Regions from separate parts of the Homo sapiens genome. Here region 2 is linked to region 1. A link is a loop called in an ENCODE intact Hi-C map of the cell type or tissue named here. Cell type or tissue: HCT116. All regions are shown on one strand.

The links. Peaks named below come from ENCODE experiments on the same cell type or tissue, not always from the same donor. Only the 100,000 strongest peaks of a DNase experiment are listed, where the experiment ranks them.
Region 2: it touches region 1 in a loop (4-fold over the local background); 1 of 110 quality-filtered maps calls a loop at or near these places.

Annotation. Positions count from the first base shown.
Region 1 is chr18:79,244,390-79,249,389 of GRCh38, forward strand. All of the region lies in intron 11 of ATP9B (ATPase phospholipid transporting 9B (putative)), which reads left to right. Among named protein-coding and RNA genes, the nearest start is that of NFATC1, 150 kb to the right of the region's middle. RefSeq lists an enhancer at 931-2,130 and a silencer at 2,192-2,401. In HCT116, a CTCF peak has its summit at 2,318 (motif pointing left); DNase peaks (open chromatin) are centred at 1,292, 2,034 and 2,302; H3K4me3 peaks cover 1,924 bases; H3K27ac peaks cover 1,149 bases.
Region 2 is chr18:78,997,844-79,002,843 of GRCh38, forward strand. SALL3 (spalt like transcription factor 3) reads left to right here. Exons shown (of 3, transcript NM_171999.4): 3 at 1-1,126. LOC105372225 (a long non-coding RNA gene) reads right to left here. Exons shown (of 3, transcript XR_001753514.2): 3 at 3,554-3,933. Among named protein-coding and RNA genes, the nearest start is that of SALL3, 21 kb to the left of the region's middle. In HCT116, a CTCF peak has its summit at 655; DNase peaks (open chromatin) are centred at 708 and 2,288; H3K4me3 peaks cover 451 bases.

The DNA.
Region 1 (5,000 bases):
TTCTTCAATATCTCACATTCTGAACACTAGAAACGCATCAACTAATTTTTTTTTTAAGCTCCTTGAAAAGAGTTCAAAGCTCTTTGAAGGAAAGACAGACCTTGTGCTTGGGAATTTCGGAATACTGTGACATTAGAAGCCCTGACCACATATTTAGTAACTTTCTTCATGAGTTTTTAATAGAATCTGATGACATTTTAGTACTACACAAGATTTTTTGTTCAGCAACATATTTTGTAAATTATACTGTAATGAATATTTAAAAGTATATTTTAAGAGTGTTTCTACCCTACCCTGAGATATTTAAAATAAAGACTTGCTACATTCAGGGTAAAATAAAAAGGCAGATACCTCCCAGAAGAAAGATTTGTAAGGAGCATAGTCTCTTCAGTGTGTACTATTAGAAACAGACTGAGAAAATGAAAGGAGATGCGTGCTCTGTATTTTAAATCATTTTAAAGAAAGCCATGGTCTTCCCTTTCTTACCATGTCTCTTAAAGTTTTATGACTCCTAGTAAGAGACTTTCTTTTACAATATCAGTACCACTTAGAGTTATTATTAGAATAGAATCTATTTTTTATATGCTTTGGGGCAAGAAGTATTTGAGTGTGTGCCTTGTAAAGAAGCATGAAGCAGTCAGAACTCCTGGGCTCCTAGGGACCCTGAGGTCCAGTGACCTCCCACCCCCCACTGTCAGGATCTGCTCTTCTTGGAGTTCCTGCAGAGCTTGCTGGCTTGTTTGTAAAATACAATGAGAGCTTTATAACCCCCCTAAAGTCCTGGGTATTGTGTGTTTAGATAGTAAGGGTTAGAGAATAGGTTCATGCTCTTTGTAAAATACTTGTTAAAATAAATATAAAATTACCCAAATAAACTGTGTATTAGACTGAAAACCAAATGCCACTTCTATGAATGATGTTGCATGTTGAGGTTTCTGGTGTTAGTGGGTAGCTTACGTTATTGAAGGAATTATTTTAAATTGGTGGCTGGTCTTGGCAAAACCATTTAAAATTGATGCCTTCCTACATTAAGACAAAAAAAACAGTAAATCTGTTCAGGATCTTGAAATCATTAAGGAAGCTGTTGTTACAATGTTATCAACTTAGTTTTTAGCTCTGAAACTTCGAAAAGCCTTAGGAGGGCACCACCCTACTGACTGAGGAGGGCACCGCCCTACTGACTGTGCGGAGGGCACCGCCCTAATGACTGTGCGGAGGGTACCACCCTACTGACTGGGGAGGGTACCGCCCTACTGACTGAGGAGGGTACCGCCCTAGTGACTGTGCGGAGGGCACCGCCCTACTGACTGTGCGGAGGGTACCGCCCTACTGACTGTGTGGAGGACACCGCCCTGCTGACTGAGGAGGGCACCGCCCTACTGACTGAGGAGGGCACCACCCTACTGACTGAGGAGGGTACCACCCTACTGACTGAGGAGGGCACCACCCTACTGACTGCGGAGGGCACCGCCCTACTGTCTGTGCGGAGGGCACCGCTCTACTGACTGAGGAGGGCACCGCCCTACTGACTGTGCGGAGGGCACCACCCTACTGACTGCGCGGAGGGCACCACCCTACTGACTGCGGAGGGCACCGCCCTACTGTCTGTGCGGAGGGCACCGCCCTACTGACTGAGGAGGGCACCGCCCTACTGACTGTGCGGAGGGCACCACCCTACTGACTGAGGAGGGCACCACCCTGACTGTGTGGAGGGCACCACCCTACTGACTGCGGAGGGCACCGCCCTACTGTCTGTGCGGAGGGCACCGCCCTACTGACTGAGGAGGGCACCGCCCTACTGACTGTGCGGAGGGCACCACCCTACTGACTGAGGAGGGCACCACCCTGACTGTGTGGAGGGCACCACCCTACTGACTGCGGAGGGCACCGCCCTACTGTCTGTGCGGAGGGCACCGCCCTACTGACTGAGGAGGGCACCGCCCTACTGACTGTGCGGAGGGCACCGCCCTACTGACTGAGGAGGGCACCGCCCTACTGACTGTGAGGAGGACACCGCCCTACTGACTGTGCACAGCATTTCCGAGGTCCTGTCTTGAAATTAGGGCATCTTACGAGATGCCAGATTTTTATTCAGGGCCCCCTTCCTACCCCCCATAATCCAGGATGTTCAAGTATGTAGATTCTGGCCAGCATTCTGCGTGACAAAACATAAATTTAGGGTAACGCTTTTTGTCAGAAATAAATAAATGAGTGAGTGTATGTGATGTGCTGGACTGGTTGGGTTAGAAATGGCTGGCGCTTTCCAGAGAGCGGGACTGCAGGGATCAGGACGCGCGCCGGCCTCGCGCTCCCCCTGCTGGCCGCGCCCCGCGCTCCCCGCGCTCCCTGGCTTCCCCTCCCAGCCGCCTATGGGAGGTGTGAGTACGACTCTGAGACAGATGACTCTGAGACAGACGTGAGCACCGCAGCGGTGATCGGCAGTGTAGTGACTCCTACACTTCAGCCTCCTCCTCCTCCTGATTTTCAGTTAAACAATGTGGTGATTGTAAAATAAGATTAGGAATGATGTACATTAGAAAATGGATAGGCTTATCTTAATATTCAGTGCTGGATTTTTAACGTAATTTCTATACGTAGAGCAAAAATTAAATTTCCAGATAGTTTCTGGATCATTTTGCATGTTATCACATGCATATTTTTGTTTTAAATATGGCTTTGATGTATCACAAGTTGAGAACATTTGAAAGAATTTATAATACTAAAAATAAAAGTTTTAACTTACTACTTACCTTCCAGCCACTGTGTTGCTTTGCATGTGCTGACCTTTCATATATTGATTTACTTTGCGAAGGTTCTAATATATCAGTAAAGGCTGCCACACACTAACAGATGGAATCCAGTTGTCCTGTATGAACGTAGACAGTCAGCATGAGTTTTGTAAGGGCGAGCATGAGATGTGTATATGTGTATACATGTGTTCAGAGATGATGCTACTTTCTGACATTATGGACAATTATAAAAAATTCTGGTGAGTGGATACGTGTCCTAGGAAATGCTAGAGCCAGTATTGACATTTCTCAAGCGATCTAGGAGTCCAGCAGTTTGAGAAGATAACCTCATTCTGCACTCATGAAGCCCCCTTCAAACTTAGCAGGTAATATGCTTGCAAATTTTAGTAATAATTTTATCCTTAAAAACATGTTTATATAGGTCGGCGGACAGAGTGACAATCAATATGCATAGTCTGTAACATCAAAAGTTGGGTAGCTCCAGTTTGTGTAAACTAGGTGTGAGGGTTTACTTTGAACTCCCTTGTCTCTTAATTACGTGTCATATGTTGGTTTCAAACGTGGTTTTGCTTCCCTGTTTAGTAGCTGATTCTTGCATTAATACTTTTCTTATTTATACAAAAAATATAGTACTTTTTTATGTTAATGTTCAAGGGAAAACATTTTATATAATAACTATATAGCAAGCAAGGGAAAAAGCTTAAATTCTGAGTATAGAATAGGCAAAATGTTAAATTTCTTGGTAGGCAAACATGTAGGTTATGAAATAATTCTTTCAGAATAGACTTTAAATTGTCTATTGTGTAAATACAGGTTTTGATTTTTAAGAACTAAGGTGATAAATTGTAACATTAAGAATTGTTGTGCTGATACTTATTTAGGGAATTCTTAAAGCACAGATTATTGAGCCAACAGACTATAATGGCCAAAAGAAACCCTTCTTATTTCGCAGATCACTGAGGCGATAAACGATAATGGCTCAGCCACATCTATAGTGTGCGGTCAGCCTGCATGTACTACACACACTTAAGGCTTAGTAGTTCATATCCAAAAAAGAATAATAAACTTCAGAAGGAAAAAGACTATGTAGCATCACTTTTTAAAAACTAATACTTTTAATTTAAACTTCGTAATGGAAAAGTTGTTGCTCTAAAATTTAGTACTTAGATTTAGTGCATGAGTTTCATTTATTTGAAATGCAGAAACACAAATGAAGGTCTGAAAATTACTTATTTTTTTCTTGTCTCTTAAGATTCTACTAGCAGTGGAAAATATAGGGCTTATTTGTTTCAAAGATACTTAAAAGAATATGCTTTTTATAGGAATTTCAGTTAGGTTAATGCATAGCCCTATATCAGTTTTGTAGTCAGGGTCCAAATTCGAAATGAAGAACTGATCCACAAATAGTTCAGCTGATGAAAGACAAGCAGTGTTAACAGTTGTGTTTTTCTGTACGTAGTCAGCCATGTACAAAGCTGTTCTTCTCTGCTAGTGCAGAGTAGCATGAATGAATTGGGTGTCAGAGTCGAGGCTTTTCAAATTGTCCTATATTCACAGGGAAACTACAGGACAAACTAAAATAATTTAGTTTTCTGCAAGAGTTTAAATTGGCTATTTGAAGTTTTGCATTTTACTATTCTAAACTACTTCTTTGTAAGGGGTAAGTACGCGTGAGTTTTAAAAGATGGGTGAGAGTGTTTGGATGCCGACATCCTGTTCACCCAGGGTGACATCATCAGCAGTAAGTGTTGCACAGGCACTTTGTTGAATCATGGATAGGGCCTGAGACTTTACAGCATTCGACGTCTGCTCCAATTTGCCGTGTACATTGATTGCTTAGGAACTTAGTAGTATGATGTGAGTTTTAATTTTGAGATGGTTTGAAGTGTTGCTGTGTCATGGAGATAAGGTCTGATTCTCACTCGTCCGAGCATTCATTTAAAAAAAAAAAAAAGCCTGATCTTTTCTTGATTAAGCAGGAGAATACCGTATTTACCCTTTATTGTTGGTATAAACCATTATTTTACTGAGAACCATTAGCTATTTAAAACTTGGTACATAAATTAAAGAGGAGCTAAATGGATTTGTGATCGTTGCCATTAGTAGCATTTTAGATTATACAGGCAATTATTGTGTTCATTATCCTAGAACAGCCCCTTTGCAGAATCATTGTGGTTGTCTTAGACATTATGCACAAATTTTCCCTTGGAGATTAAAATTTGCAGTAGCATATTTAATTTTGTTATTGCA
Region 2 (5,000 bases), 250 kb before region 1:
CCTTAAACGAAGCTTTTGTACTGCAGAATACATCTGGCTGTGTGATTTTTTTTTTTAAGCAAGATTTGTTTTACTATAAATAAGTGGATTATTTCAATGCAGGCAAAATTGTGAAGTTCTGTTGGGAAAGATAGCATGCTTTTCGTGTGCAAGTACCTGTCAGTAATAAGCCTTTTTTTTTTTTTTTTTTAATTTAAATGTTTGTAGCTGCTATGTGGACAGTTGTTTTCTAGTGTGGTCTGTAGCCCAATAACTGGGGAACGAGTTACAGACAAACATCACCGTAAATGACTCACAACATTATAAACAGTTGTGAGAAAATATTTCACATTATCAAAGCTGTACAATAAAAAGGTAATGTTTGTATAATGTGGTTGCAAACTCTTAATTTATACTATTGCACTTTTAGTATTTTGTATTAGGGAGGTTTGTCTATAATTTGAAAATTTAAAAAAATGTAAAGTATTTTATAAATAGTACTTCAGTTTAAGGAAAATGGGAAAACTGTTACAGTTCCTTGTTTTGTCTTATGGTCAAACAATATTAGAAATCTCTGCCACTTGAAAAGCCACCAAGACTTGTCAGCTTTTCAGTAAAGTAGGGCCTGCCGTTTCTTAAATTAAAATGATTTATTTAACTTTTCCACAAAGCCCACTTTAAAACTGTGACCGCCCCCTAACGAAACCTTGGTGAATTCATCCTAGGACTATGACGTCAGTACAAGCCAGGAAGGAACTAGGATAACCTTCTGCAGGTCTGATTTTCATGTAAGCGGGTCTGTCTCTCTCTCTCACCCACAGACAAGATTGTGGCTGCCTGGTGGCACTGGTCACATGTACAGTAAACCCAAGAGAAATGGCAAGTATCAGGCAGTACAATCAGTCATGACTTTGAAATTTTCCGAGTTCCTGATTTATTTATTATCTTCTCAGATGAAAGCAAAGCACAGTGTCCTCTGATTTTTCAGAACACAGCCTGACGCTGATGGCTGAGCTGCATCCAGCCAGGAGGGCCCCGGAGGCTGGGGCGGCCGAGGCAGCACAAACACGGCGTCGTGAACTACCTCATTTTCGTGCGTTGCAAGTGTGCTGGCGTCTGACACTATGAACTTCCAACAACAAAATTGTTCAAGAGATGCTCTGGTAGCTGGGTAACTGCAAGGAGTTGCATGCCCCTGAAGAAAGAATCAGACAGTGAAGTCTTCTCGGTCGAGACAGAAAAATAGAACAATCTTCTCCTAACAACCACAGCAGCATCAACAATCATTGTAAGAGGATGGGCTGTTTGTGCCAGCGTGTCACTAAACAAAAAGTATCAAAGACTCATTAGCTGTTTATTTCTATTGGAAATCAACACTGAACTCTACAGCTCTGTTTTCCACGGTGATGAGATGTAACTTCGCCCCACCATGCCACCTCTTCTCACGGGATGAGGGCTCGGGGTGTCTCAAGCATTAGGCAGAGAAAACTGAGGTGGCTTAAGGTCACTGTGTTTCAGCAGTTGAATGTTTTCATTATTTATCTGTGTCCTTTTTGGTGTGTGTGTGTGTGTGGTTTTTTTGTTTGTTTGTTTTTGGTTAGTATTTGGTACCATATAGTGTTCTCTCTTCTCCCAAAAGGATGTGTATATAACTAAAGAGAAATGTAAAGTGTTGTAAATAAGATGGCTCATGAAGGTACAGTGAGACTGACCCTCCTGTGTGCAGGGCTAGGCCATCCCTCTGCATGGTGAAGAGAGACACTATTTTTATACTGTAATGCCATGCGGGGCTGGGACCTCTCTGAGCAGCTGGGGATTGTTACCTAGACCCAATATTTTTTATTATTAAATCTTGTGGCTTGACACATCTGCTGACTGAAATGGATGTCTTAGTCTAGGTTACTATTTTTGTCATATGGAATTGAATAAAATGCAGGATGTAATGTTATTTCTGAGTTGCATTCCTTGATTTTTCTAATGGAGAAAGTGGAATTTGAGGAGGTCATTTGTGGTGGGTGTGTATCCGTGGTATTTCCACCAGGAACGTCAACACAGCTTGGCAGCTTAGATTTAAGCAGTGTCTCAGTGCATCTTGATTGGTCTTGAAATTTTTGTTTTTTGCTTTTTTCCAAAATAAAAATTCAGCCTCCTAGTTGTGGATTCTTTTTACATCTGTGATGGAAGAAGATGTGGTAGAAAATTCCTACATATCAGAGACTCCGCAGTGCCCAAAAGTGACCACTCGGAATTGCCTTCCCGTTGTCAGCATGAAGTGAAAATACCGGCTTTTCAGGTCGCTTGAACAAATAGATGTGCATCAAATCACATGACAGGACAGGAGTGGGTGGGACGGTGCTTACAGTGTGGCAGCAGCAGCAGCTTTGTGAGCTCATGGTGGCAGCTCCACACAGCTTAATTCCAGATGGAGAACGTCCTTAATTTAAAATAAGCTTTACTTCACTGATAACGGTTGATAAGAATGATTTTATAGCTCCTGGATTTCAAGATATGTAATCAATTTCTTCTTTTTCTTTTTTTTTTTTTTTTTAATTTTTAAAATGAATAACTACTGATAACCTAGAAGCTACAGTAATTTTTACCTGGGACGTGCCAGGTGGATTTTAAGGAATGATAAAGGTACTAACCACTAAACTAACCAATCCAGGCCAACCTTCCAGCAGATATTATAAGCCTTAGAAATCAAACCATGTAGATTTCAATGCTAGAATAGAAATTATAAAATGTAAACTGACTAGTAAATTCAATTTTTTTAAAGTAAGGAATTAGCAAAAAATGTACAGCCATCTAAAGTAATTAATATAAACTAACATGCAGGAGAGAAGGGATTTACTACTTGTATTTCAAAAATACTTCCAGAGGTAAGATCAGAGGTGTTTGGCTTGGCAAGCCTGGGTGTTTGCTGCTTTCTCATGCCAACTGTGGTGATGTAGACTGTGTATCAAAGAATCATAAATGCCAACAATCCCTAAAAATTATTTAAATACATTTCTAGGTTCATTACAGGAAACATTAACATTTAAGCTAATTAATAAGTACTACTAAAGGGCTAAAAAGCAATTGTCTTCCAGCTCTCGCTGTTTAATTTTGGCCCCATGGAAGCTCGGAGGCATGGAGCCCCTACCTGCTTTTCTGCGTTTGGCAGGCGTTGCCCAGTCCCCATCTTGTGTTTTACGAAGCCACAGTGAACATCAGGGCCATTTCTTTATTGCTAGGCTGCATGTATGTTTCCAGCCCAACCAGCTTCAAATCCCTGTATTCACTGTGGCTGTTTGTCTAACGCCGCAGACGTCCAGACCTCTCATCTTTCTGGTGCACGCGTGAAGCTGGAGACCGTGCTGCACATGTGTCATTCTCGCCCAGCCTGTCACCCGCCAGCTCACCGCCAACCTGAGGGCCCCGTGTTCAGGCCTTTGTGTTACAACCTTGTGCTCATTTGCTAATTACTGAGACAGGGAGCCAGTACTTGTTTATTCCTTTGAAAAGTTTCTTAGGACACAGTGCTTCATTGAAAAAAAGAGGGCATGAAGCGTTTATACCGGCAGGTGCTTCATTGAAAAAAAGAGGGCATGAAGCATTTATACCGGCAGACCTGTTTGCTGCTTTTTAGCTGTGTTAAAACTTGGTCTACAAAATATTCTATATAACATGAGGAAGGAAATGACATTCCCCTTTTTCATTTAAGAAGGAAATATTGGGCATTAATTCTCAGTATTCTTTATGAAGTGAAAACTTTAAAATGAAATCACAATAGAGGCTTTTTTTTGTTTTTTGTCTTTCTCCTTTCAGCATTTCTGTACCAAGCGAGGCTTGGGGCGTGACCTCGTCCTCCCTGCATCGTCCTGGCTGGTACAATCCACGCTGGGACCCGGGGAGAGGGCCCTACTTGGAGAGGGTTCTCATTCCTCCTGTGCCATGTAAAATCTGCTTTCCCATCTGTAGGAAGAGGGTAGAATTTGATGACATTCAAATCCTTTTCAGTTGTAAAATTCCATGTTTTTTTTTTTAAAGAACTACCACTAATGTACATCTTTCTCTTTACCCAAAAATAATCATGAAAAAAATTGATGGTATTTATATAGAGAGAGAAAATATGAGTTATTACCTAAAAATATTCTCCCATAGATATGAAAAATCAATTACAAATAAATTTGCTAAAGAAACTACATGGAATCATTTTTGGATCATGAAAAATGTGTTTGTATCTTTTATAAGAAAAAGCCATTGAACTTATTGATGTTAAAAATGCAACTATACTTGGTAAAATAAAATCAAGCTGTGAACTGATGCTTACTGCATATTCTGTTAGATAAGAGGTGTTAGAAACATATTTGATTTTTCCATGAGTCCTGCACACAAGTACACGCACAGCCCCTTATTACAGCACTATATATTCAAAAGAGTATGCAATTGAAAACAATGTGGTTTTTTTTCTTGTTGTTCCTTAGTAGAATATCAGAGAGCCTAAACTATGAACATTGGTGTTACTGTCCTGATTTCTACCACCGTCTGCATCTTTGGCCTGTTTTCATTGGAAGTATCATAGATTGTCATTTGGACAGACCATTCCTAGCGAATACTGGCCTTTCGCGGAGCTTGGAAAACCCTGTGGGAAAATCAGAAAGCTGGTAAGATAAGAGGAAGAAGAGATGTCACGGTGTCAGATTATGTTTGTATTCTGTTCTGTCCAAAGTTCTTTACATCAGTAAATGAAAAACAAAACAAATGATGCATAGGCCACGCCCTGCAGTGAAAGATGCAAGAACTTGTTCATATTGGTATGAATCGTTCACTGTATATGATTCAAACATGTGGAAATAAATGTTTGATTACAGTCGTTCCAAATGTGATTATTTGTGAACATGGGAAATGGGTAACCCTTCCCCCATACTTTCTAAGTTGGTATGATGCACCTATTTTAAATTACAGAATGATCTATAAACTAGAATTTTTACAGAAAAGTGTAAATTATTTCCTTCATTCCTCGTGGTTATTTTAGGTAT